Regions from separate parts of the Homo sapiens genome. Here region 1 is linked to region 2. A link is an interaction called in ENCODE POLR2A ChIA-PET data of the cell type or tissue named here. Cell type or tissue: GM12878. All regions are shown on one strand.

Region 1 (5,000 bases), 530 kb after region 2:
TCAAATTTAGAACATCTAAACTACTACCCCCGAAGTGCACAATCAACAATTAAACCAACAATTTTATTAGGTATCATCAAGTGAGAATTTATGGTACTACCAGAAGCATCAAATGAGGTTAGATTTTAGATGAGGACTCTCTAAGAATTGATTCTCTGTAGGAATAGGTTACTCTATTAAGGGAATTTTTTTCTTTTGTTATTTGTAATGACTGGTATATCTGGAACACCAATAATATGCAGTGATTTGCTTTACATATCATCAAAACCACAAAACTATACTCAGGAATGTTGAGCGCCACCCCCCTCCCCAATTCTGACATATAGACAAACTCTATTTCTTTCTTAACCAAAATCTTCATAGATGCTTTAAATAACGGAGGGTTCCTGCTTCAATTTTTACCCTAAATTATCAGAAATCCCTATCTTTCTTCCCTGGACCTGTGCAATATACAGAAAAGAGCAAAAGACCCAGATTTCAAATAGACTTGGATTTGAAAACAAACCCTTTTTCTTACAAGTCATAGGTCCATAAAAAAGTAACTTGACTGCTCTGAGTAATAGCAGCAGTGATTATTTATTGAGTCTTAGCATGTGCCAGAAGTTGTGCTGAGCATTTTGCATGTATTGCCTTATTGAAATCTCACAACAGCCCATTGAGGTAGGTATTGCTTATCCCTATTCTACGGATAAGGAAACTGGAGCTCAGAGATGTGAAGTGACATGGCCAAGGTCACACAGCAAAGCAGGAATTCTAACCCAGGCCAGCATAATTGCAAAGCCCATATTTTTAACCACTCACAGTCTACTGCTTCTGAGCCTCAGTTTTAAGTGTTATAAAATAGAGTAATTACATGCCTACCTCACAGAATTGATGTGGAGACAAAGTGAAATAATAAGTAAAGCATCTAGCATACTAAGTGCACTCAATAAAGGATGCCCCTCTACCTTCTCTCGCTCTAGTGGTGATTATAACATTTATAATAAAGGAAACCATCCCTAAATATTCCTTACCTATATCAAAACAGAGGTATATTGGGTCTCAATTAATTCGCAAAAGGAAAATACCAACAGGCCAACAAATACATTTAACATAAACAGATAAGAAGGGAAAAAAGTAAAGAAAAACAACATATTCTACCTCATTTTAGGACTGGAACTCTGCTATTGATATTTCCAAATATGATAAAAATATGTAAATATTCAAAATATATCAACATGTCAAAAGTTAGGAGAGAAGAGCACGGAACCCAGAGATGAAAATTCATTATGGCTTACAGGAAGACTCTCAATAGAACACAATCAATGGTGTTACCTTTTTTTAAAAAAGTACTTCTAGTGGGAAAGACAGATTTTGAACAAAGATAGAGATGATAAGGATAATCTTTCTGCCATACGTTGTTTTGTTTTTTGAAAACGGACTTTAATTCTCAGTACTAAGCAGACTAAAAAGATAGGGAGTTGGGAGCGGAATGAGGTGCAAAGAAAAAGTTACAGCACTTTTGCTGTTGATTACCAACAAATCTATACCTCTTTTACTTTCCTTTTTTTTCCCTTTTTTTCTCTTTTGGTACATAGTTATGACATTTATCTCTGATACCTGTAAAGAAATTAAATCAGAACTATTTTTATTTAATTCCCTAATAAACAAGAACTAAATGTAAAGTACATTGGGTATATACACAAACCTAAGTATGGCGACTTAAAACAGAAGATTTTCTATCAAGCCCATCTGGTGTTATATTAGGGTGTGTCCTACAGAAATCCAAGCAAGGGTGACTGCCAAACTAAGCTACAGAAGAAAACTCAGAAAGCTGGTAAGTCCCATAATATAGGCTCTATTTCAAAAAGTGCATTAGAACACCCGCCTGAAAAGATAATCTGATATCACTCCACCCTCATAATAACTCTTCTATTTCTGAGATATTTGTCACAAAAATATGGGCCAGTATTGGACACGGCAGACACCCTGAGAAGGTGACATTGTAGAGATAGCAGTTATCTAACTAACCCACAAGGTAATATCACAATTTTATGTCCCAATCCTGATAACTTCATCTTTCTGCTAAGTTCTCTAAGAGGTAAATTGATTTCTTCAAGCCTCAATTTCCACATATGAAAAATAGAAATCATAATATACTTCTGCTTCGCTAGGTTCTAAAAATGGAAACTAGCTAAGAAAAAAATTAATGTGAAGTACTCTGAAAAGAATAAACTAGATTCCCTGACCTGATTATTGGTCAGAGCCTTGTAAAACTAGACTTACTACTTCTTCCGATTCCATACATGCCACCTGGCCATCAGACTGATAAATAGCATTGACTGTACAGTTGATCCACTTAACAGCTTTAAAGTAATAGAAACAAATTTTGCATCATGATGTATTTTCATACCCATTTAAGTAACTACCTGCAAAGTAAATTTATACATAAACATTATAAAAAAATAGATAAGAAAAATAAAATTAATTTAAAAATTTTGAACTTTAAACAATTTTCAAAATAGTCACCTGCCAGTATAGAACAGTCTGAAACCAATACTGAACAACTATGCAAGAATTGGAAATGAGCTAACCAAGAAACAGAAGGAATCACAAAGTAAGTTTCATCTGATGGGCCGAAATACAATATGGATTATTTTTATATTGTTCTGTCTGAGATGTCTGTCTCAGATTCTTAAGTCCCAGATTCTATTTTTAAAAATCACTTAACACTGTGTATTTCCAATAGCCATCAAGGCATATACTGTCATCCCTGACACCGAAGATTGTCAGCAGACTCAATATGTACACTAATGATCTCAGGCAACAATGTCCATCTTCTTAACAAAGACATCCTCATTCCAGAAGAAAAAGTTTAAAGTTCTCTAAGAAAATTCATTCAAAACCATAGGAAGTAGTCATTATAAAATGTTAGGATCACTAATACCTCTTACTTCTTCTTAAGTTTATCTTAGATGCTAAATTTTAAAACCAAAAACTGTCAGGCATTATAACATTTTTAGTTCTCTCCCTCCCAAGTCACCAGTGCTCTATTCTAGCACTGTCAAATAATGATAGCTGCCGTCATTATTTTTATACAATAGCTGGCAGCAAGTTGCACAGAAACCCTTCATCTTAGAAGAGTTACCAAATAGCTTAAACAAATGCTGGGACCTTACAGTAGTACTGACCACCTTCCTAAAGCCAAAATAAGTGAGCTCTCATGCCTTATTGATACTTTTCTGGCCAGAATGTTAGCTGTTTTACTAAAAAAAAAAAAAAAATTTACTTATTTTATTTTTTTAACTGTTTAAAAATAACTTTTTTCCTCCTTACACATATATTCCCATCCTCTCCTTCCTGCTACTAGAAACTGTCTTAAAGGTTTTCACATTTACTTTTAGCTTTAACACTTTCAATCAAAATTGCAATTCTGTTTTTGGAAGCAGGCACCCTCCAGGAAGTATATTTGAAGATATTAAAAAATGCAGAAAATAAATAAGTTCTTTTCATTAAACAAAGTCAACAATGCATGTAAAGGGATTTAGGAAAACCGGTGATCTCAGACACAAGTGATTTGACAGGCCAGATGCACACAAAAAATTATTCCAAGTCACAGAAAAACATCAGAGTGACCAATTCTAGGTCTCTTGTTCTAATTAATAGACGAGAGTTCCTCTCTATCACTATTTGCTTTGGCAATCTAAAATGCTGATATTCTCCTAGATCTAACAGAGAGGAAAAATGGGTATCTTCTCCATCTAACACCTAAGTGGGTAACCTAGATACTGTAAATAGAGGCTACATAAAGGATGCAAGAGACAGCTCTGAAGTGAGAGCCAAAATATTTAACCTGCAACTCTTTGGAAAAGAACCTGAAAACACGTGCATCTTAGCCAAAACCTGTACTAACATGGAATTGCCACAGGCTAGTAAGTTAAAAAACTCTCTACCAAACATAAGTTTACTGTTGTTGGGTGAGAAAAGCTCAAATGTCAAAAGCACAGTTCTTATTTGTTCAAATTGATCATGCCTACACTCTGCACTGTTTATTTAAAAAGATGAGTGAACTGCCTTTCTGAAGCAAGTACTTGCAAAACCAGAATCAAATTCAGAAATAAAGCAGCCAATTAACCACTTGACAAGCATTTTCCTGTGGTTGTGTCTAGGGGATGACAGTCAAGTCTCTGATTAACAGTTACTCCCTACCCTATACATGCAATGTTTCTAAAGCCAATAGCTAACTAATAGAAACTACATATTATCTCTTTTTACTCTTTAGGAAATTGTGTGAGTTATCTGAGAAATAAAAACATTACACCAAATAACTAGTATATTGAAATGTAAAAATTCTATTGCCTAAATTGTAGTCATAGTATATTTTTTATCAAATCAACTAGCAAAAAACATGAATGCAAAAGATTCATTATGAGATTAGTATGATAATTTAGTATACATTCACCTGCTAACTTTACTAGTTTTTTCTTTCTAAATGATACGGGAATTGTAAGGACTGCTTCTATAATTAAATTTTCTTAGGAAGTGCTCATTACTTAAAAGAATTACAACTTTTAAATAAATAAAGCAAATTCAAACTCAATCATAATTTCAAGTCAATAGCTAAAATTACTTAAAGTTAATAAATTGCAAAATGTATTCAATGGTATTCTATATAAATTGCTTAAATTTCAGTAGTATTTACTAATTACTAAGCTTGCAGTTTTATAATAACTTACAGTTTCGAGAGCTGTTAGAAGTAAAAAGAAAAAGTTGCTCTCTCTGGATAGTCAGAATACATTTACAAATATGCTCATAATTAAGTACATGATTCACTTTTCTTAGTTATTAAATCTTCGGGGGGGGGGAAGGAAAGAGAATGCCTTTCCTTCACATATTGCCAAAACAGAAAACTTGTAAATTTAATTATATTTACATGTAAGTCCAATGTCCTTTCTATAACATGTAAGAATAAAATATAAATCTAAAGTATAAAGAAAACAAGATTTCAAATTACTTTTGAG
Region 2 (5,000 bases):
ATATGGCTCATTAGACTGGTGACAGATAAAAGATTTTAAGAAAAGGTCTATAGAACACTCAGTTAAGAGAGAAAGCACCAGCCGGGAGTGGTGGCTCACAACTGTAATCCCAGCATTTTGGGAGGCTGAGGCGGGCGGATCACCTGAGGTCAGGAGTTCGAAACCAGCCTGACCAACATGGAGAAACCTCATCTCTACTAAAAATACAAAATTAGCCGGGCGTGGTGGCATGCGCCTGTAATCCCAGGTACTTGGGAGGCTGAGGCAGGAGAATCGCTTGAACCCAGGAGGTGGAGGTTGCCGTGAGCTGAGGTTGCACCATTGCACTCCAGCCTGGGCAATAAGAACTAAACTGCATCTCAAAACAAAGTTAGAGAAAGCACCTTGAAGTCTGTGGTCATGCCTTGTACTGTTTTACTCCTATTAGCACCAAACATATGACAGCATGCGTAGTAAGAGATTAGAAAGTATTTATTGGTAGATTAGAAATGAATTCATTGCATTTTAGATATAGCTATATTGCAGACTTGACTTCAAGGCCAGATATTCTCAGAGAGGCCAGTTAAATCACAAATCTAGAAACCTGCTGGAGTCCAGTTTATTAGCATATTTTTTATTAGTCATAGCAATTCTTTCCATTGCATAGCTTGCAAAGGACATTATATTAATCAAAGCCCTAGAAGAACACACATGACACATTGAAACTTGCTAATAGAAGACAGTTTAATAGAAAGGACAAAGTATGAAGGTGTGTACAGGGTTTATGGAAGAGATACTGCAAGATATAGTGCAATTCCCCAAGGACAGCATTGCTGGGGAGCTGTTATTACCCATGGGTCCGAAGAACATGAGGAAAGAATAGTTACTGAAATCTGGAGAAAAAAATTATATGGAGAAGGCTGCTTGGCAGGAGTTGTGGCAAATTGCCTGGAGGAATAAATACTGTGGACTTTTTTTACACATTCCCATCTGCTACCACCAGTACCTCCCATTGGCTAAATACAACTGGAAGCCAAGGGCAAGAAAACCCATTGATGTGGTCTGTGGAAGTCCACCTTCCAGGGCACAAGACAGGGAGGAGAAGATACAAAGGTCATTTGAATAGGCAAATGGAAAACTCTCAGCACAGGGAAGAATCACTCCTTTCGCTAAAGATGGTGAGAAGCTGTGTTACGCAATTCCTAGATCTTTGAATACAGTAGATTAAAATAATGTTTCCTTGACATAGACAAATGGACCTTGACTCAATGTCAATGTGTGTGTAGAGTTCGTAGAAACTTTTATATACACTTAAATTATATTAAATTGTTTTTTACAAGGATGATAAAAAGAGTATAGAAATAGATAAACAATGATCAATTGAAAGCCAAGCGAAAGAATCTTTAAAAACATTTTATACTAGAAATAGATTATGAAAAACCTCCTTCCATGAATTGCTTACTACTTTGCATTTATACAAACTCCATTTCCCATTACTATAATATGAATATTTTTAGGGCTAATTTTACAACTGTAGTTCCGCTAATATGTTGCTTTATAATGCAGAACCCATTTTTTTTTTGTGAAATACATTGATGTATTTTAATTTTATTTTGTGTGTTATAAAACCTTTTTATGTCCTCATAATCATCAGAATTTTATGTTTTATTTGTCAGCCTGTTAAGTATCCCTTAACTTGTTGATGATTTTAATTACTCTTAAAAGCCATTTATTCTGTTAGTTTTAATACCACACAAACTTCATTTCAAAAAATATGTTGATAAAAGTATAGTGAATGCACATATACTTAAAAATAAAACTACTATTTGAATTGTCTTGGTAACTTGTAATTTTCTCCCTTGTAGGGCCTGTATTGCAGGAGCTAAATGATTGAAACTAAATTTCCAAGAAACCCTGCTATTGGAATCCACAATGAGAGACTCTTGCTTTGGACTTTGAGGGTAAAAGAGAAGCTTTTGTGAAATTATTGCTTCTTCAGTAGTACTTGAGAGAGATGGGGATTTTGACAGATGGGAGGTTTTGCAAAAGTATTATCTAGAAAATTATCCACCTTAGTGGTGGAGGCAGCCTTGAGCATCACTGGTGCTTCCAGTGGTTCCTGCAACTTCTGGGCTCCTTGCAAACTAGATATGACCCCACGGTCTAGAAGAGGACTTTCTGACTCAGTTGTCCTTCCTTTATTATGGATTTGTGGGCATCTACCTTACTGTATTAACTGTTGTCCTATAAATATACTTTCCCGCTTGAACACTTTTAAGTTGTTTCTGTTTTCTTGACAAAATCTAAACCAACACAAAACTTGGTTTAAAAAGGCAAAGAGGGAAGGTACTGCCAAGCAAAAACCTAAAGTATGTGACTCTGCCAAATGGCTAAGTAATGAGATGTAAGGAAATTGTTTTGGGAGAGGCTGGAAATGTGGATATGCAATGGAAAAACCTTTAGGAAAGTTTTACATATGATAACTCTAGAGTAGCAAATGAGTCTCAAAGTGCAATAGTATGCAGAAAAAGTTAACATAGCAGAGCTGAGATTGCCACCTTTAGCAAGTCCTGACTGAAATTTTGGCCCTTGGCTGGTGTCTGGGAACAGTTATGAGGAGGGTTCTCACCATTTCCTGATAAGAATGGCTCGCTGTGCCTAAAATATTCATGAAACCATATGGTTTTGCTTTCCTTCAGGGAGACTGTAATTTTGGTATGTGCTAGGCAGCGGGTGCCTCCATGACCAGCCCTCATTAACAACCCAGCTATTTAATCTCAGATGAACTTCCCTGCTAGACAACACTTCACATGGATCGCCACAACTTGCTGGGGGGACTAAGCATGTCTGGTGTGAATCCACTGGGAAAGAACTCTTGGAAGCTTACACCTGGTTTCCTCCAGACGTCACCCCATGTGCCTTACACTTTGCTGATTTTGCTTTGTATGATCTCACTGTAATAAATCATAGCTGACTATATCCTGAGTATGATTATATCCTGAGTCCTGCGAATGTTCCTAGCAAATCATCTAAGCTGGGGATGGTCTTGCAGATCACTAACACAAGTGGGCAATCGAATTTCTCTCAGATTGTTGAACTGAGGTATAATTAAAGAGTTTCACCCACCCTGACAGAAGAAAGTCTTCATGCATCCTGCCCAGCTGACTCTGAATAACTCTCATTGGTTATGGACCAGTGACTACTCTGTGTCTCACATTCTCTTTTCTGAATGGGGAGTTTTATTGCACTTATCCTGTGTCTGTTCCATCACTGAAAATTGGGTGTCTTATCTTTCAGGTTCCAACCCTCTCCCTATATGCTGTTTTGTGATGTTGTTGCTGAGATTCTGCAAACACATTTTTGCTTTGCCAACTGGTTCCCTGGTAAGCTAAGTCAAAAGATGATACTATCAGGAGACAAAAAGGCTTGAAGTGATGAAAGGGACACTATATTTCTTGTTCGTTTCTTGTTTCTTTCTGTGCCACTCCAGCCTCACTTCTTTACCCTGGAAATGGCAGTCCATTCCAGCGACAGCAGATTAATCAAGTTTGCAATTTTTCCAATACTTGCAAAACAAGCTTCATTGCAATTTCTCCAAATTATTGTTACCAGCTGAATTATACCCCTTTCTGAAAAGTCAGGGTCCTAACCCTACGGAGCCCCTTCCTTCCAATTCATGGGGGCCAGCATCAGCTGATCAGCTTCTCTTTTTTCGATTCTGAATTTCAACATCACAGAACCTCTCCTCCAAGCTTCTAAATTTCAATAATTCATTTTTTTTCTCCTCACCCCTTCAGCCCTAGTGGTGGTAGCTTTTTCCCGCAGTTGCTAGCTCTGTAACACCTTAGGAATTCTTTTTTGACCCTTAGTTCTTCCAAGACTAGTTATGAACATTTCATATTGAATTCTCATCTTTAAAATGGCTGGTGTGATTCGACTCCTGATTGAATCTTGACTCTGTATGGGTGGGGAAGGCCAAAAGTAAGGGTGGTAACAGTTTGTCTTATAGTTCACATGACCTGAAATCCCCCTTCTGGACTTAATCAAGAAGACTCCATCACCTAAAGATCCTGGACTATCCACCCGCTGCAGTGATTGGAAGAGACTTCCTGTTATCCACCTTGGAGAAATCTGAGATCAAGGTGTTGGCAGGGTTGGTTCCTTCTGAGAGATGTGAGAGAAATGCTCCATGCTTCTCTCCTAGCTGGTTGCTGCTGGTAATCTTTGCTGTTGCTTGGCTTGGAGATGCATCACCTTGATCTCTGAATTCATGTTCACTTGGTGCTTTTCCTGTATATATGTCTATCTCCAGATTTCCCCTTTTTATAAAGATACCAATCCTATGGAATTAGGGGCCAACCCTACTCCAGTGTGACCTCATCTTAACTATTAATAATTACATATATAAATGCTATTTCAAAATAAGATTACATTCTGAGATACTGGGGTTCACGACTTCACTACATGAATCCTGGAGAAAAGAATAGCCCTGTTCAAAAGAATTTAGTGGCATATATGCCACTTCAAGGTCTGACCCATAAACACCCATGTTATCATATGCTCTTTTTTCTGTCTTCCTCTTGGATGTCAAGCCCCAAAGACCTTGAAATATGAATGCTAAAGAAGCCTGGAACCCTAAATGGTGTAGAAAGCAGAATCCTAAACACCACCACATGCTTACACTGATTGTACTCTTTGTGAGCGTCATGAAAACATCTATTATGACACAGATTGCATCTATGTGTCACAGCAGCTAGCATTACCTTAACTAAATCAACTACATAGTTAAAAGCAATGATCATACACTTAAAAAGGGTATCACAATTCCACCTATACTTTTATCTGTAATTCCGTGATAGTACTTTGACATTTGTATTATACAAATACACTAATTATCAGAGAAATGCAAATCGAAACCACAAGGAGCTATCATCTCACATCTGTTAGAGTGGCTATTATCAGAAAGACAAAAGATAAGTGTTGGCAAAAGGAATCCTTATACACTGTTAGTGGGAATGTAA

What was found. Peaks named below come from ENCODE experiments on the same cell type or tissue, not always from the same donor. Only the 100,000 strongest peaks of a DNase experiment are listed, where the experiment ranks them.
Region 1: POLR2A ChIA-PET joins it to region 2 with 5 read pairs; 2 of 35 experiments call an interaction of 5 or more read pairs at or near these places.

Annotation. Positions count from the first base shown.
Region 1 is chr2:213,141,926-213,146,925 of GRCh38, forward strand. All of the region lies in intron 4 of IKZF2 (IKAROS family zinc finger 2), which reads right to left. Among named protein-coding and RNA genes, the nearest start is that of IKZF2, 7.2 kb to the right of the region's middle. In GM12878, no CTCF peak of the experiment used is centred here; no DNase peak of the experiment used is centred here; H3K4me3 peaks cover 3,886 bases; H3K27ac peaks cover 589 bases.
Region 2 is chr2:212,608,550-212,613,549 of GRCh38, forward strand. No RefSeq gene overlaps it. Among named protein-coding and RNA genes, the nearest start is that of ERBB4, 72 kb to the left of the region's middle. In GM12878, no CTCF peak of the experiment used is centred here; no DNase peak of the experiment used is centred here.